Regions from separate parts of the Mus musculus genome. Here regions 1, 2, 3 and 5 are each linked to region 4. The links are chromatin loops, found by intact Hi-C in ENCODE. Cell type or tissue: heart. All regions are shown on one strand. Links, peaks and the distances in the headings refer to the core of each region. The heading gives the core; the rest is flanking DNA.

The links. A loop is a pair of places that touch in the nucleus more often than their neighbours do. Peaks named below come from ENCODE experiments on the same cell type or tissue, not always from the same donor. Only the 100,000 strongest peaks of a DNase experiment are listed, where the experiment ranks them.
Region 1: it touches region 4 in a loop (2.6-fold over the local background); 14 of 42 quality-filtered maps call a loop at or near these places.
Region 2: it touches region 4 in a loop (8-fold over the local background); 23 of 42 quality-filtered maps call a loop at or near these places.
Region 3: it touches region 4 in a loop (2.6-fold over the local background); 5 of 42 quality-filtered maps call a loop at or near these places.
Region 5: it touches region 4 in a loop (2.9-fold over the local background); 4 of 42 quality-filtered maps call a loop at or near these places.

What each region holds. Positions count from the first base shown.
Region 1 is chr15:73,640,145-73,646,199 of GRCm38, reverse strand. It overlaps a transcript of Slc45a4 not described here. Among named protein-coding and RNA genes, the nearest start is that of Slc45a4, 18 kb to the right of the region's middle. In heart, for the core only: a CTCF peak has its summit at 3,573; DNase peaks (open chromatin) are centred at 929, 1,319, 2,369 and 5,499; H3K4me3 peaks cover 2,374 bases; H3K27ac peaks cover 1,976 bases.
Region 2 is chr15:73,684,825-73,690,879 of GRCm38, reverse strand. It overlaps a transcript of Gpr20 not described here. Among named protein-coding and RNA genes, the nearest start is that of Gpr20, 20 kb to the left of the region's middle. In heart, for the core only: a CTCF peak has its summit at 3,064 (motif pointing right); DNase peaks (open chromatin) are centred at 3,079, 3,889 and 5,379; H3K27ac peaks cover 501 bases.
Region 3 is chr15:73,778,250-73,784,304 of GRCm38, reverse strand. No RefSeq gene overlaps it. Among named protein-coding and RNA genes, the nearest start is that of Ndufb4c, 29 kb to the left of the region's middle. In heart, for the core only: no CTCF peak of the experiment used is centred there; a DNase peak (open chromatin) is centred at 3,229; H3K27me3 peaks cover 812 bases.
Region 4 is chr15:73,578,048-73,584,102 of GRCm38, reverse strand. It overlaps Slc45a4 (solute carrier family 45, member 4), which reads left to right. Exons shown (of 8, transcript NM_001033219.4): 8 at 1,973-6,055. The coding sequence ends at 2,338. Among named protein-coding and RNA genes, the nearest start is that of Slc45a4, 44 kb to the left of the region's middle. In heart, for the core only: a CTCF peak has its summit at 2,781; no DNase peak of the experiment used is centred there.
Region 5 is chr15:73,756,805-73,762,859 of GRCm38, reverse strand. Ptp4a3 (protein tyrosine phosphatase 4a3) reads right to left here. Exons shown (of 6, transcript NM_008975.3): 6 at 4,094-6,055. The coding sequence ends at 5,946. Among named protein-coding and RNA genes, the nearest start is that of Ptp4a3, 12 kb to the right of the region's middle. In heart, for the core only: a CTCF peak has its summit at 4,178; DNase peaks (open chromatin) are centred at 2,219 and 3,029.

The sequences.
Region 1 (6,055 bases), core at 724-5,723, 62 kb before region 4:
AGGTCGGCTCTGTGGCCCAGGCTTGGGTGCCCTGGGCATGCATGGGTCACAGCCTGCCCAACTCTCCCAAGGGCTCACAGGATTGGAAGGATGTTCAAAGTGCTTCAGAAAGGGGAGATGCCCAGGGAGTGCGATGGTTGGGAAGGAATAAGGATGGGGGAGTTACAAGCAGTCAGTTTGCTCTCAGGAGGGGTGCAGCTCTGTTGGCGGAGGGTGAGCACAGCGCGCTACACAGCTGCGGCCTGGAGACCTTGAGGGTGTCTGGCAGGAAAACCAGGCGAGGGCGGCCAAACGCACAACCGCTTCTAGAGCCCACCAACAGGCCCAGGGCGGGGCGCGGTAGGGGGCGGGACCTTCGTAGGGGCGGGGCCACAGGCCGCTCCTGACCAATGGACGTCCGCGGCTCAGGCCCCGCCCCTAGAGTCCACTGCATAGTCATGAGGCGCAGGCCGGCGCTGCGTCAGCGGAAGCGGCGCGCAGCGGCTGTTTCCGACCTGATAAAGCGGCGTTGTCCCCGCGCGCTGGCCGCAGCCTCGCAGCGCTCGCACCCCGTCCGAGAAGCTGACTGACGGACCCGCCCGGCCGGCCGCCGCCGAGGGCGCAGCCGCCGCCCGGACGCCCCGCCGCCGCCCCGGTGCGCCCGGGGCCCCGCACCCCAGCCGCCAGCCAGCCCCGCCAGCCCCGCGGCCCCGGCCGGAGGAGACAGGTGAGCGGCCGCACCTGCCGCCCCGCCCCCCTCCGCGCGGTCGGGGCCTCGAACCGGTGGCCCGACCGACCCCGCGTCTCTCCCCGCCCCCACCGGGCTGCTGCGGTGCATCCCGCACCTGCCCTTGCTGGTCCGCATCCCGGGCCCTGCGGCCGCGGTGTGTGCACTCCTTGCACACCCGCCCGGGGACACCCCAGCACTCAACCTCCCGCCTCTGGCGTTGGGTGCACACCCTCCTCTGCCCAGCCCTTGCTAACTTCTGGGAGTTCACCGGCTCTGGGCCCACCACCTTGAAATGCTCCTGGGTCACCGCTCTCTATTCTTGTCCCCAAACACGCATTGCTTGCAGCGCTGCTAGCTGGTGGCCTGACCCTTTACAGGCACCTTTTTTTATTTCCTGAAGCCCACCTCGTCCCTGGAGAAGACCGGAGCATTACGCTCCGCTCCGGGTGCAGAGCCTCGGATTTGGAGAAGCCCCGTCCCTCTCCCCGAGACCAATCTTCCTCCAGTCCCTTGAGCTTAACCCATTCCTCTCCAAGGTGTGCTACGCTAGATGGGCGCCCGGAGAGCATACTCCTGCGGAGGGCTTTTCCAGGGGAGGTATGTCCAAGTTGGGCAGCACAGCCTACTGGTTAGTTATTCGTAAGAGTTCTACAAGGTGAGGCCAGCTATGGGTGGGAAGAGGTACTAGGTGTCCTGGGGAAGTCAGGGTTTTGTGCATTGCCCGCGGGATACCGACAGGATATGGCTTCAACTTCTGCCTTAGTTTCTCCTTCTGGTCCCCTAGCTGACCACACATGGGGCTTGCAGCTTCTTGTTGTACTGAGGTGTTCAAAGAAAGATGAATGCCTGACAAAAAAGAATTTGGAAGATGAGCGATTGAAGCAGTTGTTTCTAGTGGTCATCTAGGCCCAGAAACTCCTCGGGTGGGCCTTAGTACACCTGGGTCGCCACACTGCACGGTGAAGTGTGTTCTAAGCAAATTCTCTGCAGCTGGCTCCACTGTCTGCTGACAGGTAGGGTGTGGTGGAAATCTTTTCCTCTGTTATTTTTCCTTGTAGTAGGAAAGCATAAGTGAAAAGCTGGAGGGGCGCCTTACTGCTTAAGGGTGACAAATGGCTGGTCATTGAAACCGGGAGCCTCCTCCACCTTGGAAACAAATGTGAACAACACCTTCTTGCTGCTTAGCTCCGAATCCTGCATTAGAAGAGCAAGTTGATTAAGGCTCTGCAGAGATTTTGCAGACGCTGCTGAGAAGGGGGAGAGGCAGTGACCCTGGCCTGAAGCTGTGTGGGCTCCAGGTGGGAAGAGACGCCAGCATAATGAAGAAATCAAGTGCTTTGGGGGAGAGATTGGGGAAGTAGGTCATCTGAAAATCCTACACTTGAGTGGCAGTCGGGCTGATTGTGGTCAATTTTGTGACTGCTGCAGAGAAGTTGTTCCTTTGAAAGGTTTGAAATGCATGTTAGGTATATGTGGGGGTGATTTATTTGGGAAACATCCCTGCCTTAACCCGGAGACTGTGAAGGGAGGTGGCCCAGGGCCAGCACCCTGTGCCTTGGAAGATTCACTGGCTTCCTTGCGGAGACGCTGTGTGCTGCAGCTTTGGCCCTTGTTGCGTGGTGAAAGCAGGCCAGAGATTGGACCGGGTTATCTCCAAGGTAGCTTGCTTTTAACACCCTCCAACTTTGCTTATTGGAGAGAAGGGAGTCGGGGCTGGGGGAGCAGTAAACCGTTCTTGCCCTTGTCTGACTGCCCTGCGGAGCTGCTGGGGAGAAGGGGGCTATGATGCTGCCACTCCTGGTCTCTAGTGCAGGGAAGGATCTTCAGAAGGTATTCGAGCTGGTGTCCAGGGGATGCTGAATTGGTTTCATCTGTTATCAGGAAGGCAGATGAGGGCATTGAACAAGGGTGGTGGGGTTTAGGATGCCTTGGTTGCCCTGCCTTGTGCCCTCTCATTGTCCTGGGGACCCTGGTGCCCCAGCTTTGGATAGCCAGCCAGGGGTGGTTTCTGACAGATTTGTGGCCTGGCATGGAATAAGAGTGGCTGGTGATCATTGTAGGTGGCAGACAACCCCAAATTGCTAGTGCCCTCCTGGGGAACACCCCTGGCAGAACTGTGCCTGTAATTTGTGGAACCAGAATGTGCTAAAAGCTGTGTTCTTGTTAAGGGTGGGTGAAGATGCTACTCTATGCTCGCCTCCAGTGGTTCCCTGTTTTTTTTTTTTTTTTTTAATCATAATGTAATTATGTCACCGAAGGTACATTTAGTGATATGCCATTAGGAGAGAGCCTTGACTGCAGGCCAGGTAACACAAATGCTCAGTGGTGTCCAGTAAAGGTTCAGCAGTGGGGACAGTCTCATGTATGAAAAGCCATCGTGGGGGGGAGAAGACCCCACAAACCATAGTCTACAGAGGGCTCAGCTGAAGCACCTCCCCCACCAGCTCCTAGACAAGCTCTCCTTGTTTGCATTAGCGTAACTGCTCCACCAAAGTCAATGAACAAGGGACTTTTTAAATGGGAACTTTCAAAATGTGCCTCGAGTGTCGTCGTCCCCCCCCATCCCTCCCCCCCCCCCCCCAGCACTATCAAGTTCTGAGCCCTGTGATACTCCCTTTCAGAGAAACTTGAGGCCTCTTCCATGCTAGGGGAAAAAACAGCCCTGTTCCCAGCCTGAGGAGCCTGGTCAGGCTCAGGACTGGCACCGCCCTGCTTTTTATGTGAAGGCTGGAGTGTGCCTGGGGTTTGTTATTGGTTGTGTGTGTTTGGGATTTTGTTTTTTAAAGACCGGGTCTCATAGCTGAAACTAACCTTGGACTCCTGATACTCCTACCTCCTGGGTGCCTCCTCCTGACAAGTGCTGGAATTACACTTTTGTACCAAGGTGCTTGGCTCTGTGAAGTGTTTTTAAGAATAAAACACTGTAGCATTAGGAAGGCTGGCTGATGCAGCAGGATTGAAAGTTCAATTTCGGTCTGGCATATGTAGGGAGACCCCTTTTTCTTCAATATTTAAATTTTGTTTTAAGCTATATATGTGTGCCTTTGTATGGATATGTGCATGAGCGTGTAGGCTGCAGAGGCCAGAGGCCTTAGCCTCCCAGCCCGCTGGAGCTGGAGTCTTGGGGAATTGTGAACTGTCTGCTGTGGATGCTGAGAATCAAACTTGGAAGAGCAGTCCATGCTCTTAACCACTGAGCCATCTCTCTAGCCTGAGACCTATTTAAAAAAAGGAAAAGAGTGGATACCACAGACTCAGCAGACATAGCCCATTTGTGTTTTGTTTCTCATTGTAATTACTGTGAGCTTTCCTCATGCCCCTTCTCAAGAGGCCAGCCTTGTGTCCTCCTTGGAGGGTGTGGGTATTCGTGCCACAGAGAGTCCGACAGGCAGTGTGGATGGCCGAGTGTATCTGTCTCCAGTGATACTGTTGCTGGGCTTTTGGGAGCTGTGGGAAGGCCAGGCAGTCTGAGGCCAGAGAGAGGACAGTTCCAAATTCCCTGTGGCTCAGCTAATGCTTAGGTGTGGTTGTTGGTGGTTTTTTGTTTAGATTTATTTATTTTATTATTTTGTGTGTATGACTTTATTATTTTTGGTGTTTACTATTTATGTGTGTGAATGTATGTCCTACTGTGCCTGCGTCCAATGGGGTCAGAAGAGGATCTCCTGGGGCTGGAGTTACTGAAGGCTGTAAGCCACCACATGGGTGCTGGGAACTGAACCCAGATCTTATGCAAGACTAAGTGCTCTAACCACTGAATCAGCTTTCTGGAGGAGCCCATTTTTGTTGTTGCTTTTTTGAGACAGAGTCTCCTAGCTCATTCTGGCCTCAAATTCATTATGGAGCCAAGGATGACCTTGGACTTGTGATCCTCCTCCCTCTATCCCAAAACCGCTGAGATTCCCAGCGTGAACTGCCACTCCTGGCTTGGGTTTCCTTTAAAAGGGGCTAACCTTCTCATTGTCTTGTTCATCCTTATTTGATGCTAGGCATGGCCTCCGAGTGCAGGGCTCTGAGGGTGCCAGGCTGCTCACAAGCGGAACCCAGAACAGTCGTAAGCTCTGGGGTCTGCTTTACGGTTTTGATCCTTTTTTTTTTTTTTCTTTTAATTTAATTTAATTTAATTTTATTTTATTTTTGGTTTTTCGAGACAGGGTTTCTCTGTGTAGCCCTGGCTATCCTGGAACTCACTCTGTAGACCAGGCTGGCCTCTCACTCAGAAATCCGCCTGCCTCTGCCTCCCAAGTGCTGGGATTAAAGGTGTGTGCCACCACCGCCCAGTTATAGTTTTGAACCTTAAGCTTAGCTTCCTTTCCTCTTTCAAGCCCAGAACTGGGAGCTGTTGTTCAGACTAGGTTTCCCTGTCTCCAGCTGAACCTTCCCACATCTACAGAAGGGTTTTCCCAGCTGGACAGTTTGATAGAGAGGGAAGGGCCCTGGCATGGGACCTGCTATGCCAGGATCTTGCGTGGCCAATGGATCCTACACAGCCAACCCCTGGCTTGAGATCTTGTAGTTAGTGTCTCTTGAACTTGCAGCCACATGACTCGGTTAGCCACCACATCCCCCTTTTCAGACAAGGGAAAATCTGGAGTGAGAAAAGCCACATTTTAGACTAGAAGATAAAAAAGAAAGATTGAGGTGTTGAGGTGGGCATGCATTTGGCTCTGATGCAGTGGACACTGTACTTTGTGTACAAGTCCTACTGCATAATTTTATGCAGTCACTTAGATGTTGTAAGCCAAAGGATAATAAATAGCTCTCTGTTGCCAGCAACTTAGTCACCACTTGAGGGAAGTGCAGCCAATCAGCAGAGTGTGATTTTTGGTTTGGAGTAAGGAGGGAGTATTTTTCCATCAAATTTTTGGAGGCCCAGGATTGAATTTAGGGCCTCCTGTGCGGTGCTCACTGCCACCACTGTAGCTCTCCATCACTGTGTGTGCGCGCGTGTGTGTGTGTGTGTGTGTGTGTGTGTGTGTGTGTGTGTGTGTGTGCGCGCGCGTGCAGAAACTAACACTGGGTATCTTCCTCTACAGATTTCTACCTTAACTTTGAATCAAGAGTCTCCTACTGAACCTGGGGGCTGGCCAGTGAGTTCCAGGCACCCTCTTGCCTCTGGCTCCTCATCCCAATGCTGGAGTAAAAGATAATGACTCTATGCCCAGCCCTCCATTGTTTTAGGGTTTTTGGTTTTTGTTTGTTGGGTTGGGTTGGTTTGGTTTGGTTTGGTTTGGTTTGGTTTGGTTTGGTTTTGGTTTTTTGAGAAGCCCTGGCTGTCTTGGAACTCACTCTGTAGACCAGGCTGGCCTTAAACTCAGAAATCTGCCTGCTTCTGACTCCCAAGTG
Region 2 (6,055 bases), core at 770-5,769, 110 kb before region 4:
TCAAGGTCACCGGCTCCCAGCTCCAGCAAAGGGGTAAGGGAGCCTCCAGAATCACCAAGCCTGCTTCCCCTCTGCCCACTACCTGGTTATCCGATCTCATCTGAGACTTAAATGGGAAATGTTCTATACATGTTCCGTGAACCTTTGGTTCCTGCCCCCCACCCCTCTGTTAGCCCTTGGTCTCCTTAGACCTCAAGTGGCAAGGTTGTAGATGAGACCCACCTTACCCTGAGTGGAAGTCCAATCTGTCATAACCTGAGGAGGTCATCAGACATAAGTAGAGTCTAGGCTGGGCAGGGATGTTCCCTGCCATGTTCCCTGTAGTGACCCATCAGTCTCTTTGCCATAGTGGGCTCTCTAGGTTGATGACATAACAGTACTTCCGGGTTTGGGGCAGTCATTATATTTTACATGGACTGGGTCCACAAACCACCAATTCACAGGGGACACAGTAGGAAAGGCACTGGAGGCCAGAGCCTGCTAATCTGGGATGGGGCTCTGAAGAGCTGGAACCAAGGTTACCACCTTCCTGCTTCTCATCTGCTGCCCACACAAAGCCTGTCATTTCTTGGCGGCAGTAACCAGGTTTCTAAGAAGATCATGAGTCCTACGGCTCCAGCCTCCTGTTGCTTTACTCAACAAAGGAAGCACCTCAGGTTGGGGAGTAGGGACCAGGTCCCAGTGGGCTTCACTTCCTGACCAGACCAGGGCTGCTACCTCCCACCCCTGCATAGCAAAGGCACCCAAACCTACAGTGATAAGATGTACCAAGCCTCCCCACCACACTGACCCATGATGTCAAGTTCTTGTCTGTGATGGGGAACCTGAGACCTTGAGGTCCCCACCTCATTCTTCCTAGAGCAAAGCCATGGGTCATATCAGGGAAGTTTCCAGAGCCCTGCTCCAGAGTTCATAGCCTCATGAGGACAGGCGTCCTGGGAAGGTCCAAACCAAAGGAACAGGACATTCCACTTTTCTGCCAATTGCTCATGTTCTTTTAAGGTCTTCTTCTGACCTTTAGTGGACTTTGTCTACCTTAAAGTGAGAATACAAGAATAAGTGAGCGTGTGTGGCCAATGCAGAAGGATTATCTCAAGTTCATGGTCACCATAGGCTACATAATAAGACCCTGTCTCAGAAGAAAAACATACAAATAAGTGTCTATACATATATTGGTACATGTGTCTACAAACACGGAAACACATGCTTCTAGTCATTTGAATGTATATCTGCATATATACATATAGTGTGCATATGCAGATATATATGAAAGTGTACGTGTAAGTTTGTGTTTATGTATACATAGATGTGAGTCTGCATGTATATGCCTGTATATGCATGTGTGTACAAGTATATATGTACACCATGTGTGAGTATGTGTATGCATAGCTTTAAGTCTGTGTGTGCATGTATGTATACATATAGATATGTGTATATGTATGACATGTGAGTCTGTGTATACATGGATGTTAATCTGTATATGTATCTGCATGTGCATGTATATTTGTGTATGTATATTTATGTGTGAGTCTGCATATACACAGGTATAAGTCTATATGTATGTATATCCATGTATATATGTGTATGTATGGTATAAGTCTGTGCATACATGGTTATAAGCCTTTGCATAGGTGTCCGTGTGTCTGTATGCATGTGTGTGCACGTGATGCTTGTCATGGCTGACAACCTGAAAGGAAAAGGAGTCACCTGGGAGACACCATGTCCAAAGAGGTTTAACTGAGAAGGGAGGCCCACCCTCAGAGTGGGTGATACCTTCCTACAGGTAGCCCAGATATGGAGGTCTGAGGAAAAGGCAGAGCTGCGCACCTTCTTGTCTTTCTGAATGGGTTTGAAGCAGCACCAATAGAAAGACGTTTTTCTGCACTCTGGCTGGATCGATAGGAAAGGTCTCCTGAGGGGCAGGACCCCGCTTCCCGCAGCAATTCTCTGTGTTACTTTCCTTATTGCCATAACTCAACAACTGAAAAGAAACACCTTAAGGATGCTGGTAAGGCGGCTCAGCAGGAACAGGCACTTGCATGCCAGCCTGACAGAGCTGAGTCCCATTCCCATGCCCCACCAGGTGACAGGAAAGAACCAAATCCTGTGAGTTGTCCTCTGACTGCCACATGCACACCACGGCATACTCCCACCTGCACTCTCACACATGCAACAAGTAATAAATAAAAATATTTTAAAAGACGAAACTAGGGCTGGTGAGATGGCTCAGTGGGTAAGAGCACCCGACTGCTCTTCCGAAGGTTCAGAGTTCAAATCCCAGCAACCACATGGTGGCTCACAACCATCTGTAACAAGATCCGACGCCCTGGAGTGTCTGAAGACAGCTACAGTGTACTTACATTTAATAAATAAATAAATTTTTTAAAAAAAAAGACGAAACTAAAGGGTTTATTTAAGGCTTAGAGTTGAAGAAGGGCTCAGTCAAGCACAGTGGCAGGAGCATGAGGTGGCTAGGAGGCACACTGTGTCTGCAGTCACAGAGCCTGTGTGTTAAGTGCATCCTGCGTGTGGCGCCTGTGTGTGTAATGAGTCTGTGCATCTGTGTGTCAGAATACATGAGGGGGCATGTATACACATGTGCACAGACTCGGGAATCTATGTGGCAGTCTTTGGTAGTCCACATTTAATAATTAGCGATTCGTTTGAGCTGCTTACGAAAACAGGGGTATTCCCCAGGAAAGCCTAGCCCATTCACTTCTTCACTCAGTCTCTTCTCTTATGCTATGCCTCATGTAATATAAGGTCTCTCTCCCAGCAGCACATGTACACACACACACACACATGTACACACACAGACAGACTTGCACACGTGTGCGTGCACACACACAAGCACATACCAACACACACTGTGGTCTCGGTGATAGAATCCTCAGCTGGCACTCATCCCACCCATCAGAAATGGTCAGAGATAAAAGAGCAGTTCCCAGGTTCCGGGCCAGGTGCAAGCCGACTGAGCTTCATCCTGACTTGAAATAGATCTTTGAGCGAGGCCAACTTGTAGCCTTGGAGACAGCACTTGCACCGGAGTATCTGTGACCTGAGGCCACCAGGTGGCGCTTGCTGGCTAGGAACAGGTGTCAGAAATCCGGACAGTCATCCAGAGGAGCCGGCTTTCCACCACCTGGAGCACCAAGTCTAGAAGACAGAGGCCCTTGTGCTCAGCCAACTGCAGGGCAGGACCTCCCCAGTAGGGGGACAAGTTCTAGCAAAGGGCAGAGCCTTCACCATTTTTTACTAGGGTCCTGGGAGGACTTCCTCACCATATGGCTGTCGTCTTGGAGGGTCTCACTGAGGGCAGCACAGTGGTCACACACCCACACCACTTCCTCAGCTACACAGCTTGGGTCCTGAGCACCTACACCATGTCCTCATCTGTGCTGATGGGAAGTATATGGGCAGTCAGTCATCTCTGAATGTACCCTTCCCTGCAGAAGGGACCCTGAGCTCAGCACAGGTAGAATGTCCATCCGGGAGGACTTCCGTCTGAGGCAGACACCGAGACTCTTGTGGGAGAGCATCCAAAGGCCACACTTGAAGAGCAAGATATCAGCACAGCACAGCACAGCACAGCACAGCAAGCAATTGCCTAGAGACAGGGAAACAGAGGGGATGCCTTGGCTTTTGATGAGGGGCTGGGGGCTGCCCTGGGGTGTGATGTGAGGATTGAGCAGGGTAGAGGCTCTCTGACCCAGGGATAATGAGCCTGATCTCTGGCTCTTGGCCCGAGCTACCCGCAGCCTGATGCTTTTGCCAGCCTGTTGCCTGGCATGTGAATGTGCAGTGCCTGGGAGTGGAGAGAAAGAGAGCTAGCTGTCCTTTTGTTAAGGACGCCATTAGAGGCCAGGCCCTGTGGCTGAGCAGGCCTGCAACCTTGACCTTAGTTTCTCCTGATGCATTACACGAGTAAACCACGCTCTAGGCTCAGAGGCGTCCCTGCCTGTAAACTGTGTACAGTGTCAGCCAAGAAACCAGTTGTCTGTAAGCACTTAAACCCTGGCGCCAGCCAGGAACCAAAGAGATCAGCTGATTCTGGCCTTGGAGCCTGAAGGCCCAGCTCCACAGTGTGTGAGCTATGCCCTAATCCAGGAGCAGAGTCCCACTCTGTCCAGTATAAAGCTAACACGCTGGAGAGCCACTCTCTTAACCACACTGCCAAGCAAGTATTGTCTTCCCTATATGACAATGAGGACATAAAGAGGAAGGGACATCAAGTAACTGGGCCTGGAGTCACCCCCAGGATCGGTGGTGGGGCTTGACAGAAAGCAAGTCTCTTCCCTCCCTTGGGCCATGCCTCTAAGCCTCCTGCCTTTACAGCCATAAACTGGTGGGCTCTGTGGACAGAGTCACCACCCTCCTTCCAGATACACCTAACTACAACTACAGGTGATTTGTGAGAGCAGAAAGCACCCCAGGGTCACCCATTGTCAGCAGTTTGAATATTTTATTCAGAACTGAAGAGATGGCTCAGTGGTTAAGAGCACTGACTGCTCTCACAGAGGGCTTGAGTTCGGTACCCAGAACCCACATGGCATCTCAGAACTATCTGTAACTCCAGTTCCTAGGGATACATCATGATCTTCTGACCTCTACGGGCACCAGGCACATGGGTGATGCACATACATACATACATACATGCAAGTGAACACTTACACAGAAGGTCGAAATACATAAATAGTAAGGGAAAATAATCGTATGCACAAGCCACACACAGAGGTGCGTGCCTATAACCATTAGAGTCTGGAGGCTGAGGCAAGAAGATCAAAAGTGGGGCTGAAGAGATGGCTCAGTGTTTATGAGCACTGATTGCTCTTCCAGAGGTCCTGAGTTCAATTCCCAGCAACCACATGGTGGCTCACAACCATCTGTAATGGGATCTGATGCCCTCTTCTGGTGTGTCTGAAGACAGTGACAGTATGCTCACATATATAAAATAAATAAAATCTTTTTTTAAAAAAGGAAGATCAAAAGTTCCAGGCTACCCTGTGCTACATAGAGAGACTCTACCTCTAAACAAACAAACAAACAAACAAACAAATAACCATAATTCACTCTGCTATTTGAGAGCCCAGAACATTGCTTTCCCTGAGTCATAGGATCTGGCTGGCAACTGAGCCCACTGCGTGGGCAGGAAAAACAGGTCTGGGGATAGGGGTGTACCAGCAAACAGCACCTTACATATCCAACCACAGAGTGCTGGCAACTGCCCTAAGCCAGGCAGTAAAGAAGCAGCAGGCAGAGTGATGGAAGTATGCCAGGTGCCAGTGGCATGCAGTCCTGGGCCTCTGCCATGAAGTCACCGAGAGGATAATGCAGGCCTTAGGGACCAGTAGGCCAGTAGGGACCAGTGTCCCGGTAGAACTGGGACACTGCCATAAAAGCTGCTTGGCCGCAGAGGATAGGATGGAATGGCAGGCCACTATCAACCAACGGCTGGCTCCATCAGCTTTTCTAGCCTGCCATAGGGCTTCTGGGTTCCAGAACCATCTTCGGTCCAGCCACAGCAAGAGCTTGCGACAGGCAAAATGCCTGCCACCTCTCTGATCAGATCGTAGCTCTCCCACCCTTTCTTCCACTGCCCGAAGCCTGTCACCATTCAAAAAGCGAGCAAGTCCATCACCTGCCCCTCTGCCAGGAGCTCTTTGCTGGAGCAAAGGTAGCAGTGAAGATGGGGGACGGGAATGGGGGGCGGAGCTCAAAGCTTCAACTTTCCACAAATGAATCAGACATCTTCTCTTTAGCTCCAGAGACTTCCACACACCTCCTACCCATGATTGTGCCTTCTGGCCATGGCCACCCAAGTCCCTCAGTGTGAGAACTTTTGGGATTGTTGTGCTTGTCAAGGACCCTTAAGGAGCGTGAGACGTGGCAATGGTCTGAGAAGAGGAGTGTGGTCACAGGTCATTCCCAAGCCCTGCAGGCCAGGTCTGGCTCTAGCCCTCCCTCTCCTACTCCCTTATAGAAGCTATAGATGGCAGCTTCTAGGAGCCCTGCTGAGATGGGCTCAGCTCCACCCACTGCAGCCTGTGTCTCTTAT
Region 3 (6,055 bases), core at 644-5,643, 200 kb before region 4:
CCAGCTCCTCACCTCCCCAGCTCCTCACCTCCCCAGCTCCTCACCTCCCCCAGCTCCTCACCTCCCCCAGCTCTTCACCTACCCAGCTCCACCCCTCCCCAGCTCCTCACCTCCCCAGCTCCTCACCTCCCCAGCTCCTCACCCCTCCCCAGCTCCTCACCTCCCTCTCTCAATTCACTCTGTAGACCAGGCTGGTCTCAAACTCAAAGATCCACTGGTCACTGCCTCCCAAGTGCTGGGATTAAAGGTATGTGCCACCACTGCCAGGTGACAATGGCTTTTACCAGTGCAAGTCACAATGGTTTCTGCACCCATTCCTAGACCATTCTATCTCTGAATACCCTGTCTCTCAATAAATCCTTTTTTTGTTTTAATGTAACTATAGTCCACAGAGTGGCTGCTTATTTTATAAATAATTTTATTGGATCCAAAACTGAGATCAGAATAACAATTTAGATAGTCTCCTACAAGTTCACTGTCTTAAGACACATAGAACCTGTTCTAAGGCCACACCACTCATCTGTATACACACATAAACACATATCACTACCCCATTCTTTTCTTTTGATTACTAAGTTTTGGAGTCAAGTCATTTTATTTTTGCGTAACTCCAACCCCTACCACACAATGCAAGATATCCTCTGGTGGAGGCCATTCTAGGATGCATGAGGAGCCAGTGAGATGCTGTAGGTAAGCCCACCTCAATGTCATGCTCTCTACATAGACCAAAGAGAACTTCACAAGGATCGGGCAGCTGGTGGCCACGCTGGGGATCCTGTGCCAGGACTCTAACAGGGACATCCACAGCTGCAGTCTAGAAGCTTTGGGCCATCTCTATCAGCTTCTGATGTACCAGAAAGGTGAGTGTTCTCAGCGACACAGCACACCTGGCCCTCTCCCACCTCAGCCTGGGTGAGCTCATACCAGCACCCCTGAACTCTACCTTTCCCCAAGTCCACCATCAGCCCAGCCTTGACTCCAGCCATAACCTTCTACTAACGCAACCCCCGAACCCAAAACTCCCAGGCCTGATGCCAGTTACTAATGGTCCCAGCTGGACTCCTGCCCTGCCCTATAACTCCAGCCCACTCTGTCCTGTTCACATCCCTGCCTGCCCTGACCAGCCCGAGAAACTCTAGAAGTGAAGAGGGAAAGTCCTCGGGACCTGTTCGGGCCTGATGCAGATGGAGCTGCCTTTTGGGGTAGTGGAGACCAGAAGGGCTCTTCTCCAATCCTCCGGAGGATGGCATCCAAAGATCACAGCATCTTCTCCATGAGCAGCAACCAAGCCCTCAAGGTCAAAGCCTTTCAAGTCTTTTCAGCTGGGTGGGTGCATAGCCAGAGCAGACTGCCACATCTGTGGGCAGTGATAAACACATTCTTTTCTAAGCTGTTGAGGGAGAGCCAGGCAGGTGAGAGGGACACCAGCAGACACTGGACAGTGTGAACCTTGTACAAGAGCCTTTGCGGATTTCCTCAAATCCCTTTCTCTAATTTTTCCAACCTTCTTCTCTAGAGTGTTTCTCCATTACAGTTCTTCCACTCCTTTCACACCAGAGTTTGAATTGTGTTTTCCTCGGAAGCCACAATCTGAGGCTATGATCTAGGTACTGGCCTTAGCTGGATGGCCCTTGCTGACACAGCATAAGACCTGTGAGTTCAGGGAGTCTGTGAGGTACCCAAGCAAGACTTGATCTGATCCCATGGACTCTGGAACTCAGCAGCTGCAGTGTACTCTCCGAGCATGGAGAAGTTTAGAACAGAAACTCTGGGCCCAGCTGGAGGCTCAAAGGCATGCATGGGACAGTAGTCCTGAGTTCCACACCAGACTGGCCCATATATTCCCCACCCTATTCCATGGTCCCTCTCTGGGACTAGAGATCAGAGCAGGTAGCCTGGAAGATCCTTGGCAACTCTGACATTCAAGTCTCATTAATTAAAACCCTAATAAGGAGGAGTGGGGCCTAACCATGGGCAGCACTACTCTGAACTCAGGACAACATGTGGATGACCTAGGGCCAAGAGGAGAAGAGGAAAGGATAAAACAAAGCATCCAAGAGCAAGCCAACATGGACTGGGGAAAAGAGCCCTCGTATTCTCTCTTCCTGTCCCTAGGCATTGGCAGGGACCGGAGGGGGGTGGGGACGGGCGGGGAGGTGGAAGAGACTGTGTACTGGGCCCACACCAAGACCTTAGAGGAGAGGATGCCCAGAGATTTAGGGAATCTGACAAAGGAAAATTGTAAAGGAGGTGGGGTCAGGCACAGGAATTTGAAGTGATAAGGTGACACGCTTTCTACTCTCACAGGAGATCGCTGATCATCTGGAAATGGCAGAGCTGACTGACCTCATCTGGACAGCCATTGAGGGCTTGGGCTCTTCCAGCTCTTCCTGGGTGCAAGCGGCTGCTGATTTGCTTCTCCTTGTCATCCAGGAGCATGGGGACAGCCTGTCGACTGTGAGGGGTTGGGGCCCCACCCAGGGCCAGGGAGGAGAGGGGCAGAGTAGGGGGTTAGGCAATAGGCAGAATCTAGGGCCTTTTCTCTGGACCATGAGGAAGACTGGGATCCCACTGCAGGCAGCAGACAATCCCATTGATGGATAGATGGATGGATGGGTGGGTGGGTAGGTGGGTGGATGGATGGATGGATGGATGGATGGATAGATGGATGGATGGATGGATGGATGGATGGATGGATGAATGGATGGATGGATGGATGGATAGGTGGATAGGTGGATAGATGGATGGGTGTGTGAGTGGATGAGTGGATGGATGGGTGGGCAGATAGGTGGGTGGATGGATGGATGGAGGGATGGATAAATGGATAGATGGGTAGATGCAGGGGTGACTCATAGAGTCACCTGATGACAACAGCTAGATCATGGTATAAATATACATTAGTTCAGTGCAGCCTTGGACCATAGAGAAATGAGGTGACAGGGTAAAACAGACCAGAGCTTCTAGAGCTTGTGGTCTGATGGGGTAACAGGATACAGACAGTGGTGAATAGAATGGTCCAGTAGGTGCAGAGAGAGAGAAAGTGTGTCATGAGCCCGATGGGATGAGAAGGGTACCCCAGTGGAAGATAAGAGGTGCCAACTTTTCCAGATGCCTCAGTCTGCTTCAGGTCAGGTGTGCAGGGTAGGCGAGATCCCCCACCAGATCCCACTACTCCCTACCCCTGAGCAGGTTGGTAAAATGGGCCAGGCCATCCACCACCACCTCTGTACCATCCAAATGCCCCAAGCCAAGGACAGTGCCCTGCGTGTCATCACCCTACTGGCCCGAAACCACATCCCAGAGCTGGTGGCTGCCTTCCTAGACATTTCCTCGCCCCTGGACAGGTACCTAGCTCTATCCCCCTCACTGACCCCATTACCTACCCTCCATCCTCCCCCAGGCCAGAGCCACAGCTTCTGCCTCCTGTCTGTCCATCACAGCCTACAGGAAACCCAGAATGCTTCATATAAGAGGCAGTCAGCAGCTCTGTTTACTTAGGCATGCTCCCTGTTGGCATTCCACATGAAACATCTGCCCCAGCCTCCACAACCCAACTTAAGTGCTCCCTAATTCCAGAGTGTTCCTGCCAGGACCCTGACAACCACAGAGCCTCAGCATCCATCAGTATAGCCCCCTCTGCCTTGCCCTGGTCTTCATTCTCTTCTTCCTACTCTTCTGAGAGCCTCCTGCAGCCACCTCAGCCTTTTCTCCCATGCCACTGGACCCCTGGAGATAGACCATGGTTCTCCTTACTCCTCATGATCCCCCTCCTCCCTAATACCCCACCTCTGGATCCCACATCCTCCGTCCATGCCCCCCAGCATGCATCCACCATACCTGGCCTGAGTCACTCCTCACTTCTTGATAGTGGAACTCCTGCTCAAAGCTAAGAGTGCTTTCTCCCCTTTCCAAACTAGAATTCCCACTCTGTCCCTCACCCAAACTCCTCCTTGGATCTCTTACCCCTCCAGGATCCAGCAAGCTTCTCTCTGGTGGGGCCAGCATGCTGCTGTCCTGCCTACCTTCTCCCCCTCGTTCTTATCCAGTTCCTCCTTCCCAGGTCAGGTTCTACCAACCAGCCACAGCTCACAGGTCCTTGCCCTGGGTGCTAACTTTGCTCCACAGTGCTCTGTAGTGCTCCCAGAGCCTACAGTCTTCTCCAGGGAGAATTCTCATCTCAGCAGGGAGGTGTCCAGTTTCCATTAGCAACTTTGTACTTCCATTGTGTTCAGATTCAAATGTGGTCTCTGGACTTCCCTGATCCTTTAAACTGTTTATGTGAAGGATGCCTGGGTCTTCAAGAAAAAAGTACAGCCTGTCATCTCAATGTGGAGTTTAATATATCCACCAAGTTCACTTCATTGTTTAAAAAAAGTTTACTGTGCTGGTTTGTATATGCTTGATCCAGGGAGTGGCACGATTAGAAGGTATAGCCCTGTTGGAATAGGCGTGTCACTTTAAGATCCTCACCTTAGCTGCATGGAAGTCAGTATTCTGCTAGCAGCTTTCAGATGAAGATGTAGAACTCTCAACTCCTCCTGCACCATTCCTGTCTAGATGCTGCCATGCTCCCACCTTTATGATAACAGACTGAACCTCTGAACCTGTAAGCCAGCCCTAATTAAATGTCGTCCTTATAGGAGTTGCCTTGTCATGATGTCTGTTCACAACAGTAAAAGGCTAAGACAGAAGGTGGTACTGGGGACTGCGGTACTGCTGTGATAGGCCTGACCATGCTTTCGTTTGGCAGAATGTGGATTCTTGACTCCTGTCTTCTAGTTTTTGCAATAACTCTAGAGCTGTATGTCTCAGTCACTGTTCTATTGCTGTGGAGAGAAACACCATGACCTAAGCAACTCTCATAAAAGAAAACATTTAATTGGAGGTTTACCTACAGTTACAGGGGATTAGTCAGTTATTATGGCAGGCAACTGTGGTGCAGGAGAAGTAGCTGAGAGCTACATTCTATTCTATAGGTCAAGAGAGAGAGATTGAAATCTCAAAGCCCACCCCCCACTGACACACTTCCACCAACAAAGCCACACCTCCTGATCCTTCTCAAGCAGTGCCACTCTCTAATGACCAAGCATTCAAAGCTATGAGCCTATGGAGGCCATTCTTTGGCAAACCACGCCCCTGTTCATGTTGTTCCTACTGTTGGCGCTGTTGGAATGTTTTGTGGGATTTTCAGTTCAATTGTTCCACCTTCTGTCAGTACAGCAAAGGCCAAGCCATCTCCAAGACTGGGTTTGTGGTAGGCACCAGCACCATATGCCTTCTAATTCTTTTGGGTCCTTTTCTCTTCTTTGACAGGGATATCTCTCTCCTTCCTTCCTTCCTTCCTTCCTTCCTTCCTTCCTTCCCTTTCTCCACCAGGTCTCACCCCCTCTTCTTCCTCCTCCCTTTCATCCTTCCTTCTTTTTCTTTCTTTTCTTCCATCTTTCCTCCTCCTCCACTGTCTTCTCCTTTTCTCTTTTTTATTCCCCATGCTATTTGAAGATGGCTTACTGTTTAACTCCCTCCCCCGTGGCTGGTGCTTTGACCTCTCAGAGTTCTCTCTCCTCCGCTGTATTTTAAGACTTCAAGTGGTTTCATCTTACTGAAGGTGGTTTTGATCCAGTCCCAGCTTCCCTTTGCCCTGTGTTCACTCTCCAGAAGTTTCTCTTATCTGCCTCTGTTGCATAGCCTTGAGGTGTGTGTGTGTGTGTGTGTAGGAGGGGGCATGGAGCTTGCCTATAGGGCTGGTAAGTTTTTTTTCTCCACTCCCAGTGAAGAGGCCACAGTTGCACCGTTCCCACCAGGCTCTGTGATGTCTTTTAAGGAATCTAGGAAAGTGCCGATCTCAGCAAGCAGCACCATTTCCAGTGCCCACCAATTTACTGCTACATTTCCGTTCGCTGCTGAAATGTATGTCTGTCTTCCTCAGTTCCAGGCACGGTCCCCACGATAACATTTACAGAGTCTGTGTACCTCGTAGCAATGGAGTCTCGTGGCTAAGTTTATCTGGATTTACATCAGCTTCTTCCAGTCACCTGGGCATAGTCATTTGTGATGG
Region 4 (6,055 bases), core at 726-5,725:
CGTCAGTGCCGTTCACTTCTGTGGCTTTTGAAGAGCTACTCTGTTAGCCACAGCTTCTGAGCTACCGTTGGGCCCTGTGTAAAGGGTCTGGAGCCAGGTGTAGAGGAAGCACAGTTATACACCCAGCACTGGGACTCAAGATCCTTTATAGCAAGTTCAAGGCCAGCCTGGGCTACTTAAGACCTTATTTTATAAAGAAAGGAACAAGCATGCACCTGGTACGCCGGTGCACACCTTTGATCCCATTAATCATTAAAGCAAAATCAATTCTCTCAGTTCATGCTCACCACACCCACTCCTAACGGTGGTGGTGTTTTATAGATCACTACTCTACAGACTTCATAACTGTTAAGGCTAAACCACTTGCTAGCCTTGTCACCAGATGGCCATGTAAGTGCATGTACTGTGCCTCTGGCCAGTTCTCTCTGTTCTTGGCAGGTGTGGTTCATTCTTCTTTAAAGTAGGAAGCTCTGTAGTAGGTCTTGATGCCACGCATCCTGAGCTGCTCCGCTCTGTTATTCAGGGTCACCTCTGTGATCACATTGTAGCCTGTGTTGGTCAAGAATTCCTATGAGCTCAGCCTGGACTCCCAGAAACCTTATTGTCTCTATCTAGTGAGTGCTAAGATTACAGACATGAGCTGTCATGTACACCTAGAGGTTTCAATATACAGCTTTTCTTTTTTTCCTTCAGAGGCAGGGTCTCACTAGTATCTTTGGGCTGGCCTGGGATTTACAGAGTCCCCCTGCCTCTGCTTCTTGAGTGCTGAGATCCATAATACGGATAGCCACACCCAGATACTGTATTACTTTTTAAAAAATCTTTTTTCAGAGATTTTCCTAAGGTCTAGGGGAAATAGCTTAGTAGATAAAGGTAGTATCCAAGCATGAGGCTCTGAGTTTAGATACCCTGGACCCAGGTAAGACCTGGGGTATAGTAGCATGCGCCCATAATTATAACCCCAGTGCCAGGGAGCAAAGACAGCCCCTGGGGCTCGTAGCCTAGACCACCCTCTTCTGAGTGAGAGACCCTATTCAGAGAACAGGGTGAGGAGTGGCAGAGGAAGACAGACACCTGTGCTGACATCTGTCTCCCTATGTACACAGATTTTTTTGTCTTGATTTCTATTCTGAACCCATGATTTGAATTCAGCATGATTATTCAGTATGATGGTGAATTTTTGACATTTTGGAGTTTTAATGATAGTAGTAGTAGATTGGTTTCTAATAATTAAAATTAGAGAAAGCATACATATGTGATTTCAGCCCTTAAATTGATTGATTATACCATCTGTGGCCCAGCATGTCCCATATATGGTGAAATGGGTGGTGCGCCCTGTGGCCTCTGTCGGTTGAGTAAGGCGGGCTTTTCTTCTGTTCTTTCTGGTGTCTGCAAGGTGTCTTTAAAATCTCCCTCTGACTATGGTGTACACAAGTCTAAAATCTGATTGTGGTTTCCATCTTCTGGGTAGATTGGCCTTCATATCTCTAGGACAAAGTCTCCTTTGGAGACTTGGGGGTGAGTATAGCCATGTTGTGCCAGGCATGCACATGTTCATGTTGTTCAAGAAACATGAACAAATAGAACTGCCTGGTTGGTGTTCCCTGCTCTGTCACCTGAGCCCACATGCATGTGAGTGAAGAGCTCCCTGCTCTCCAAGGAGATCTTCAGAGTAAGGGGGGGCACCCCTATGTCTGCCCTGCCTCTCTTTCTTAGGACTGGAGGTAGTTTTCTGGGGAATAAGGTCCTGATTAGGTTGTAGAACTACTTCTGTGTTTCCCGCTATGAGCCATAATGTTCTACCTCTCTTTTTAATGCCCAGTGCCAGGCTGGGCTCTGGGGAATCCAGTTGCTAGCTGCCTAGCTTAGGAGAGTGTGTCTTCTCCCTCAGTGCAGTCAGTGCGCATAGCCTTGAGGTACTAATGAAGACCGCCTTCTCTGTGCCCTCACACCTGTGTCCCTTCCCTTGCAGTATGTCCACCACAGTCCGGGGAATTCCAAGCGTGGATTTGGCATTGACTGCGCCATCCTCTCCTGTCAGGTCTACATCTCCCAGATCCTGGTTGCATCTGCCCTTGGGGGCGTGGTCGACGCTGTGAATAGTATCGTTGTCATCCCCATAGTGGCCTCTGTAGGCTCTTTCCTGGGCTTCTTGACAGCCACATTCCTGGTCATCTACCCTGAGGTGTCAGAGGAACCTAAGGAGGAACAGAAAGGCCTGTCCTCAGGGCCCGCTGGCGAAGGCGAGGGTGGAGCGGGCAGTGAGAAGCCCACTGTACTGAAGCTGTCTCGGAAAGGGGGCCTTCGGGGGCTGGTGGAGACGGAGTCCATGGTGTGAGCCCCCGCTGGTACATTCCACACTGGAGGGCAGGGCGCACTGGGGGCTAGGCTTGCCCATACCATGCGAGCTGGAGTTCCTTCCCAGAGCACAGTCCAAGTTCAGTAGGTGTTAGGTGTAGGGTAGGTTTGAGCTATTAGACAAAAATATCACACTAATTTACCTTTCCCACGATTAAAAAAAAATCATTTGAAATCTTTTTTTATTGAAAAAGAACTTAATTTCAGCTGTCTTTTATTCTGCAGGTATATCATTCTGCATGTTTTAAATTGTGAAATATTCACAGCATAGTCAATAAGCAATTTAGAAAACATAAGGGTCTGCATTTCTAAACCAGTAATTGGAAGTGCAGAAACTGACTCCCTTGGCAGATATCATCTGAAGGCAGCAGACAGCAGCGTAGTTTCCAGATTGCCCAGCAGGTGTCTGTTGGAGACACCTTCAGCATCAGTCTGGTATTGCAGCGCCTCAGAGTATTTTTCTGTTTATTTTAGAAACAGTATTTTCTTTTTCACAACTGTGGTTTTCTTAGAAGAACATCATCTCTGGCGAGTTAGGCTCGCAATCCTGTGCACAGCTGAGACCACACACCAAAGCTGGGGAAAGGTCCCAGAGGTGTTTGAGCAGAAGGCAGCCATTCCCCAGGGCAGCCTCCAGACATCCCACCCAGGGACAGCACCAACCAGTAGGGCTGAATGTGAACTCTCAGTGTGCCTCCTGCGTGCTTGTGTGCAAGTTTGTCTGTCCAGTCCCTACCCTCGTGCTCTTCCCCAGAAGCCACCACAGGGCAGTTGTTGGCTCCGTGGGACACTTCAGCTTGTCTCTACACGTTTGGCTGGAAATCAGGCACAGAGCTCCTCCAGGTGAGCATCGGCTCCCGAGTCCTGCTGCACGGCTACCTCGAGAGTGGGAGACAGTGGCATCAGAGCAGGGCGCGGGAAGGGGCCGAGCCTACCTCCTACCACATTGCTGACATTGATCCTCGCTGGAACCTAACTGAAGTCTTGCAAGCTCATCACCTGCTTCTGCTGATGGTCACTGGAGTGGGATGAAGGCAAAGAACAGCAAGCATCCGCCTGAGCAGGCTGCTGACCCAAGATCCTGCCTGAGCAGGCGGGCTGCTGACCCAAGATCCGTGCAGTGTCCGCTTTCTGCACACGAGCAGAACTTGGGCTTCAGGGAAGCAGGCTCAGCAAGTGCGGCTGTGGGTAAAGACTTTCCAACGACGTCTCTGTTTAACAACTCCAGTCTCTCGGTCTGCACTCAGGAGAGGGAGAACCTCCCTGGATGGTACCCAGATGAAGTCAGAGCCGTGCTCTTGTTGCCTCGGTTGGTGTTTTTACATAAAGTACTTTAAAGTGCATGAGAATCATGCTGCAATATGAGCATTCTAAAGCAAATATATATACATATATATTTCAAGATGAAAGTAAGCAGTTTTTAAATAAATTACTTGAATTTTCTGTGTCTTCAAAGGAACGCTGTGTTTATGTCCTTGGCCTGGGCTCTCTTGCCACATTCCCCACACAGGTGGCACTTTGTCGTCTTTAGTGTTTTATATCTGGGAAGCAGAGGCAAGCTCAGGATACAAGGGTACCTTCCCCTTGCCTGGGTCTTCCCTCGAGCCTATGCCTGCAGAGAACTGTCTCCACCTTCCAGTGTTTTCTGTGTTCCCCGTTGAGAATGGAATTGCAGGTCTCTTTCTTGGGTAGGGGAAGTTGGACTCCCAAACACAGTCCCAGTGCTAAGCCCCCAGCCAGCTCAGCCCCATCAGCGGGGTGCTCTGTCTCTTTGGGGAAGCAGGCACTTCTGGGCTCCTCCCTCCAACCAGCATCCTTAGCAGGTCACTCTTGTGCAACATAGTTTTAAGATGGTATTCCCTCATTCCTGAAACAAAGGACTACAGCCTCTTGTTTTTAGGCACCCTGCTTTTCCACGTTGCCATAGGAGGACAGAGGGAGGCAAGGACGCATAGGACACTTAAGTGGGGAAAACCTGGAACCATCAAAATGAGTGTGAGGTCCTAGTCACACGCTGCTCACAACACCCCACCCAAAGGCTTCTGCAGACCTTCCCCACTGAAGCTGAATAACTGACAGGGGGGTTGGGGTCTAGCAGAGACCACACCCATAGGAGCAAGAGATAATAGGATCGCCCCAAACAGTGGTCCAGACCTTAAAATGCCATGGCTTCCACTTACCATAATCTGAAGTACCACAAGGACAGTGTTTATGGCACAGGTCTTGGCAAAGCCACCAGTAAAATGCTGACAACCAGTAAGAACAGTGAGCCAGAGGCATGCCTGTTTGTTGCTGTCAGATCAGGCTGCACATCTGGTACTTTTTAAGACCTGAGCCTGTTAGATGTTTGCATCCAAAGGCCTCTGTCTGTGGGTCTGGCCAGTGTGAGGGCCCTTGGGTTGAGACCCAAGGGTGATAATAGAGTTGATTTCTGGGCTTCCTTGCAGATAAATATAGTGAACCATGGGCCTTGAGGTGGATGTTGTCTCATCCAGGGTACACAAGTAGCCAGGCCCTTTTGCCTAGCCCTTCCCTCACTGAGATGCCACCAATGGACAACTATCAGGGCCACTGCTTCTGTGTTAAAGAAGCCAAGGGAGGAGGGCTGGCTTTGCAGTGGGTGATGCCAAAGCTTGTATTGCTCAGACCAGACCAGGTACTTCTGTTTCCTGACTTGGACTTGCAGACCCAGCACTCACGGGCACTGGGATCCATCCCAGAGAGTGCACCTGAGTAGCTCTTCCGTGGCCTATGATCTCGAGAGGAAAGGTGGTTGGGTTCCGTGGACCCAGGGGACTGGAAGGGTCAAGCAGATGCCCATTTGTGGCCAGTGCTGAGGATGCAAACGGAGGAGTTAGCTTTGTAATACCTTGGGATTTAGCCGTGAAAAGCACCTGTGTGGTAGGGGATTAGCAGGAATTCCACTGGTCCCAGGCCACAGAATTGCACGCAGGTTACTAACGGAAGGGAGCCCGCTTCTCTTTCCCGTGAAAGTCAAAACATTTTTTAAAGTTTGCCTGCAAGAGAGTACAAGCCGTTAAGTGGTCCACAGCCTGGGGGCAGAATGGCATGGTGGCACTTCCTGGTATCTGGAAAGCTAGCTATGAGACATTATCTGTTCTTAGCCTGAGGTCTCAGCTGGAATATTCACACCGACAGGTGCACAGCCCTCAGACTCCCATCCTTGAGATCCTCAGGGCCCTGTGAGGGACGGTTTGGACAAAGTTGGGAGTGACAGAGCAGGATCTGGATAGTAGCCTCCTGGAGTGGCCCAGATGTCATAGAAGGTGTGGTGACCCCTCCCATCAGCTGCAGCCTGGCTGCCTTATCTCCCTGGTACCACTGGCTTCTGCAACCCATGGGGTTAATGGCTTCCTTTGTCTGTGGCCGGTGGTCTGTGCGGGAGCAGCAACCATGGCTATGTGTGCTACAGGTCAGTATCCTAAAACATCTACTGAAACCGGACGCTCATCAACCTCACATGCACCAAACGCCATGGCCCCCTAGCTGTGCCACTTCCCCCTGAACCTCTGCCTTCAGCCACCAACCAACACCTGGATTGTGCCGGTGAAGCCACCGGTGGGTCCTCCTCCAATGGCTGTCACCAGAAACAGGCTTACCCCTCTGCATGTGAGCTTTCGAGAGTGCCTGGGGACTGCCCAGCAAGGCAGCCATGCTGTCTGCTGGACTGACTTAA
Region 5 (6,055 bases), core at 386-5,385, 180 kb before region 4:
GATGTGTGCACAAGGTTAAGGCAGTCCCAATCGTTAGAGTGACCATGGTCAACAAAGCCCTTTGCACTGCATCTAGAACAGAGGGTGCTTAAGAATGGGGTGGGGTGGGGTGGAGGCAATGCAGCACTCACTCCTTAACCTGTTAACCCACCCACCTGGCCTTCCATAGCACCTGCCCTTCCATACATACATACATACTCACATACATATGCACATACATACATACATACATATATACATACATACATATATACACCTGTCCATGAATGAAGTCATCCATCTACCCATTCCTCCACCCTTCCACCTACCCATCTATTCACCAACCCCACCCAACCAGACTAGACCCCAGACTCAAGGGCAAGACAGGGGCAGAGGCTCAGGTCAAGTACCCCAGGTGAAGCCGGGTGAAGGGGGCAGACCTGTGCCTTCCACCCACCGCCCACTACCTTCCCTATAGGAAAGCCTGCTCCAGGGTCAGCTGCCAGCCTTCCTCAATGGCCTCTTCCAAAAGAACGAGGCAGTGGTGGTAGGCATTATGGGCATGGTCTCGGATGTACTGCACCGCCTAGGCACACAGGGCGCAGGCGCACAGAGTCTCAGCATCGCTGTCAACACCCGCTACTTCTTTGATGACGTGAGAATAGAGCCAGGCGTGGCTGGGTGTGCTTTCCTGGGCCCTCCCCGCCCCTCCCTTGGGCCTCAGGACCCCTTCTGCCTTCTCACTGTACCTGGGCACTGAACCCAAGGCAGCTGCCAAGCTGTGAGCCCACGGGTGCACCAGATCTAGCCAGGGGTCCACCAGGTGGTGCTCAGCCTTCTTCATGGCTGAAGAGTGCCAAGTCACACTTGTCCAACCCCTCTGGGAATAAATCACCCAGCTACCTTCATGATCAGGGTGACAGTGGGCACCAGAGGACAAGATAATTCCATGTGAGGATGGCCTGAAGCCTTGTCTGGGAGAAAGCCTGAGTCCAAGGGAGGAGAAACAACTTTATCCCAGGCCCCTGAACCTGTCTGATGGAGTCTGAGGAGATAAAAGGACTCCAAGCTAGGAAACACTAGAACCTAAGTTCCTGCGTCATAGGAACAGGACAAAGTTCGAGCAGCAGCTATGTCACTATTTGGGGATCTGGTGGCGACGGTGGCAGACAGGGAGCTGAGCGGCATGCGGACCCAAGTATGCCAGAGTATGGTGCCTTTGCTCCTGCACCTGAAGGACCAGTGTCCAGCTGTTGTCATGGTCAGTGCCAACCTGCAATCCCTTTGATCTTGGCAAAGGGACAGGGAAGCCAGGTCGGGCTACCCACAGGGCTCCCCAGATCACCAATCCCTCCCACACACACTGCCGTATTCAGCCAGCCAGATCTGTGGGTCTACCAGCTACAGAAGAGCATGGTGGGACACAGACCAACAGTGTGCCTGCTGATTCATGAATACAGCCTGCCTTACCATGCTCCACTCTCTGGAGTCCCTGACATCGGGGGAGGGGACAACAGTAGCCAACAAGCTCAGACAGAGCTGGGTATCTCCCTGTCTTCCACAGGGCACTGTGACCCTCGGGTCACTTCCACTCCCCGAGACCACAGCAGCTTCCCAGACACCAGCACAGCAGGCTGCTGGGCTGTTTACTGCAGCTGTGGTCTCGGGGAGTGGAAACCCCAGGGCTCAGTCACCCATGGGTAGTGGGTGACCCCTCCTATGGCTGTCTCCGCAGCAGGCCAAGTTCACGTTCTACCGCTGTGCTGTGCTGCTCCGTTGGCAGCCACGGCACACCCTCTTCTGCACTCTAGCCTGGGAGACCGGCCTCAGCGCCCGCCACTTCCTCTGGACCTTCCTGGTGAGGGACCAGGGTACAGGGTCAGTAGTGGGGGCCTGAGATAGATAGATGCACACCCCCCCCCGTGGACTCCCCTTCCCAGGGAAGTGAGGCTGGCAGGGTATAGGTCAACAGTCCCTGAGGCCAATGGCAGTGACAAGAGAGCTCTCCTCTGGCCAGATGACCCGCAGCCAGGAGGAGTTCAGCATCCACCTATCACAGGCCATCAAATGCCTACACAGCCGTCACCACCACATCAAGACCTGGGCAGCTCTTTTTATAGGTGGGCAGCATGGGCCGACCAGGCTTGAAGCCCTTGTTTCACCCAGACCACCCACCACGAGGGTGGGAAGGAGGGCCTGAGTCTGAGCAGCCCCCACCCAATAGCCATGACTCTCTCTCCATCTTACGCAGGGTACACCACCTGCAACCATCCCCAGGCAGTGTCACAGATGATAAATGACAAGGACATCCAGCTGTTATCCTCCAGTAAGTGGCCCACACCTTGGGCCTGTCTCCATCCCTCCCAGCTTCCTGGAGCATGGCCATCTCAGATGGTGGCACAGACAGGGACCCGAACCTCCTGAAGAGACCCCACCCCACCAAGGCACTCCATGCTGGTCAATGGCTAGAAAGGGCCCTCTGAGCCTCCTACCCAGATGGAACCAGAGTTGGTGGTGGAGGATTACTCCCAAGCCAGGGTCACCTCTGACCTGACTTGTCCTTTCTCTCCTGAAGCTTTTAAAGACCTCAGAAAGAACCCAGAACCCGGCATCTGGGAATACACCACCAGACAGCTCTCGTTCTTTCGGAAGGTGTCAGCAAAATCCAAGAAGTGACTTTGAGCCATTCTCCCTACCTTTACCTCCCCCGACCCCCAGAACAGCCCTGTCCAGAGAGCTTGGTTGTATAACATTTTTTTCACTTGAAAGAAAAATCTAGATTCAAAACAAAAGAAAAACCAAAAAAAAAAAAAAAAAAAAAAAAAAAAAAAAAAAAAAACCAAAACTGTACTAACTGCCAGCTTCCTGCCTGCCACCCTTGAGCCCTCTGCTGTACCCCAGCCAAGCCCTTAGAAGATGCTGGCAAGACTCCAGGACACAGGCAGTGACAGACAAGGAGAGGCTGGGCAGGGACAACCTGGAAGCTCTGTGGTAGACTCTGCTGATGATAGCTCAGGGGTGGGATTGACTCCACATGACCGGAGCCCAGGCCATAATGTCCACCGCTGAGCGGGAGGAGCGGGGCCTGAAAGGAAGGTCTTCCAGAGTCCAGAGGTGAGAGCTCTACATGGGCTGTGGAACCAGTAAAGTGACTAGCATCACCGCAGGCCTCTCTACCCAGGGCAGCATCTTCCTCCAGCAGGGCCCACCAGCCAGCCCCAGACAAAGCCCAAGAGTCCAGAAGAGGGTACCTAACTCCCTGAGAGCCCCTCCCCCACCCCCACCCATCCCTTCTCAGGCAGACCCTCCCCCTCAGTCCCTATTTAAGAAATGGCAGACAGAGCCAGGCATGGTGGCACACGCCTTTAATCCCAGTACTCAAGAGGCAGAGGTAGGCGGATTTCTGAGTTGGAGGCCAGCCTGGTCTACAGAGTGAGTTCCAGGACAGCCTACACAGAGAAACCCTGTCTCGAAAAACCAAAAAAAAAAAGAGAGAGAGAGAGAGAGAGAGAGAGAGAGAGAGAGAGAGAAGGAAGGAAAGAAAGGAAAGAAAGAAAGAAAGAAAGAAAGAAAGAAAGAAAGAAAGAAAGAAAGAAAGAGAGAGAGAGAGAGAAGAAAAGAAAGAGAAAGAAAAGAAAGAGAAAGAAAAGAGAAAAAAATGGCAGACAGGCCCTGTAGGCCCAGAGCTTAAGAGAATCTCTCATCACAGCCTGTCATTTTTCAGAACTCACTAGACTGGCCAGATCCACCAAGGGACGCTCTAGCTAGCCTTCCTACTCTGGGCTCTGTGCCTGCCACCCAAGAGCCGCCACACTACATCCACTGGGCCTTATGAAGTCTCTGCTAGGTAGACCCTGCATGCCCTCAGTTGGGTGCATCCCCAACACCATGTCCTCTCCCAGCCCCTAGACTATGTGCTTCTCGGGACAGTGACATTATGCTTAAAACTTGGACAGCAGGAGCTGGTGAGATGGCCCAGTTGTTAGGAACAGTAGCTGCTCCTCTAGAGGTCCTGAGTTTAATTCCCAGCCACCACATGGCGACTCAAGACCACGTATAAGGAGATGTGATGCCCTCTTCTGGCATGTGGATTTACTTGCAGTAGAGCACTCATACAGCAAACAAATAATAATTTTTTTTAAATTTAAAGATTTAAAAAATAAAAATAAAAAAGCTTGGGGCTGGTCAGATGGCTCTTCCGAAAGTCCTGAGTTCAAATCTCAGCAACCACATGGTGGCTCACAACCACCGGTAATGAGATCTGGCGTCCTCTTCTGGTATGTCTGAAGACAGCAACAGTGTACTTATGTATAATAAATAAATCTTTGGGCCGAAGCTAGCAAGGACTGAGAGAGATTGGCGAACCGGAGTGAGCGGAGTTGACCAGAGCAAGCAGAGGTCCTAAATTCAATTCCCGACAACCACATGAAGGCTCACAACCATCTGTACAGCTACAGTATATTCATATACATAAAATAAATAAATCTTTTAAAAAAAAAAAAAGCTTGGCAGACTAAAACAAAAACAAAAACCAGTGACTTTGTGGAAATATGGCACCGGGGTAGTGAGTTTCCAGCCCACACAAGGTCACCATTACTGAGTTTGGCTACACCTTGTCACTCCCTACTAGGACAGGCAAGAACAGGGACTGCTGGGAGTCTACGTGGGCCCGGATGGTTTCTGGGACCTAGTCCAGAGCTAGGTGGAACTTGAAGAGGGAATGATGCAAGCAGGCAGCAGGTACCAGTGAGAGGCGCCCTGGATCTCTGTTCTGGGCACAGAGGGGACTGGGTCTGCAAAGGCCTGAGGATCACGTCCTAAGTATGTCAGTGCTATAAGACAGCCAGCACATCCACACTGACACATTGTCACTGTTTAAATACGACTGGCCTGGGGAGTGGCACCGTTTGGAGGTCTGACCTTGTTGGAGTAGGTGTGTCACTGTGGGCATGGGCTTTAAGGCCCTCATTCTAGCTCCCTGGAAATCAGTCTTCCACTAGTAGCCTTCAGATGAAGGTGTAGAGCTCTCAGCTACAGCTGCCCCATGCCTGCATGGATGCTGCCATGCTCCCACCTTGATGACAGACTGAACCTCTGAACCTGTAAGGCAGCCCCAACTAAATGTTGTCCTTGTAAGAGTTGCCTTGGTCCCGGTGTCTGTTCACAGCCATAAAACCCTGGCTAAGACACACATATAGCCAGCCCTGTCCCTCATGATACCCTTTCCTCAGCTAAGGGAAGAGTCAGCCCACTGCTCAGAACTTATAAGCAGGATGAGGTCCTAGGCAGACCCATGTCACCAAAGGCCATCTACACTCAGATCTACCTGCAACCCACACCTCTGGTTGCATGAAGGTCGGGGGTGGAGGCCACTGAAAGTTCCAAGTGACCCCCTACTCTGTCCTGCAGAGGTGATCAGTCTCACCTCCTAATGTTACAAACCGTCACCAGTCCAAGCTGTGCTGATTTTTGCGTCAAGAACTTGTAGAACAAGTCAGGGAGGCAGAGCAAGGGATGGCCACCAGAGGGCGCCATGGAGGCACGCCACTGCAGCAGCAGTAGCAGCAGCAGCAATAGGACAGAAGAGATGGAGACCATGGCCTCCCGGGATCCACACCCTATTCCCCTGCTCTATAACACTCTTCACACACATCCACAGCTCCTGATTTATTGCCTTGAGAGTCCAGAGCACCTGGTAACAAAGGTGCTGGAAAAAGGTTAGGGTGAGGGCCACGCCGCTGAGGCATTGGGCCCAGTGGTTTAAAAACTCCCACCTGCAATACACAGGCCAGGGGGAAGGCCTGGGCAGTGGGGGGTGAGGGACAGGGGTTGGACAGGACTGGCAGAGGGTCCAGGGACAGCTTCAGAAAGACAGCCGTGGGTACAGATGGGGACAGAGCAGGGACGCACATAGCCGTTGGACTCCTTAGACACAGATGTAATGAGGTACAGGGCCAGGGCCTGAGCTACATGACGCAGCATCTGGTCTTGTGCGTGTGTGGGTCTTTGAACCTCAGTCTCTGCTTAGGCCGGTACTTCTCCAGGTAGGTGAGCTGCTTGCTGTTGATGGCCCCAC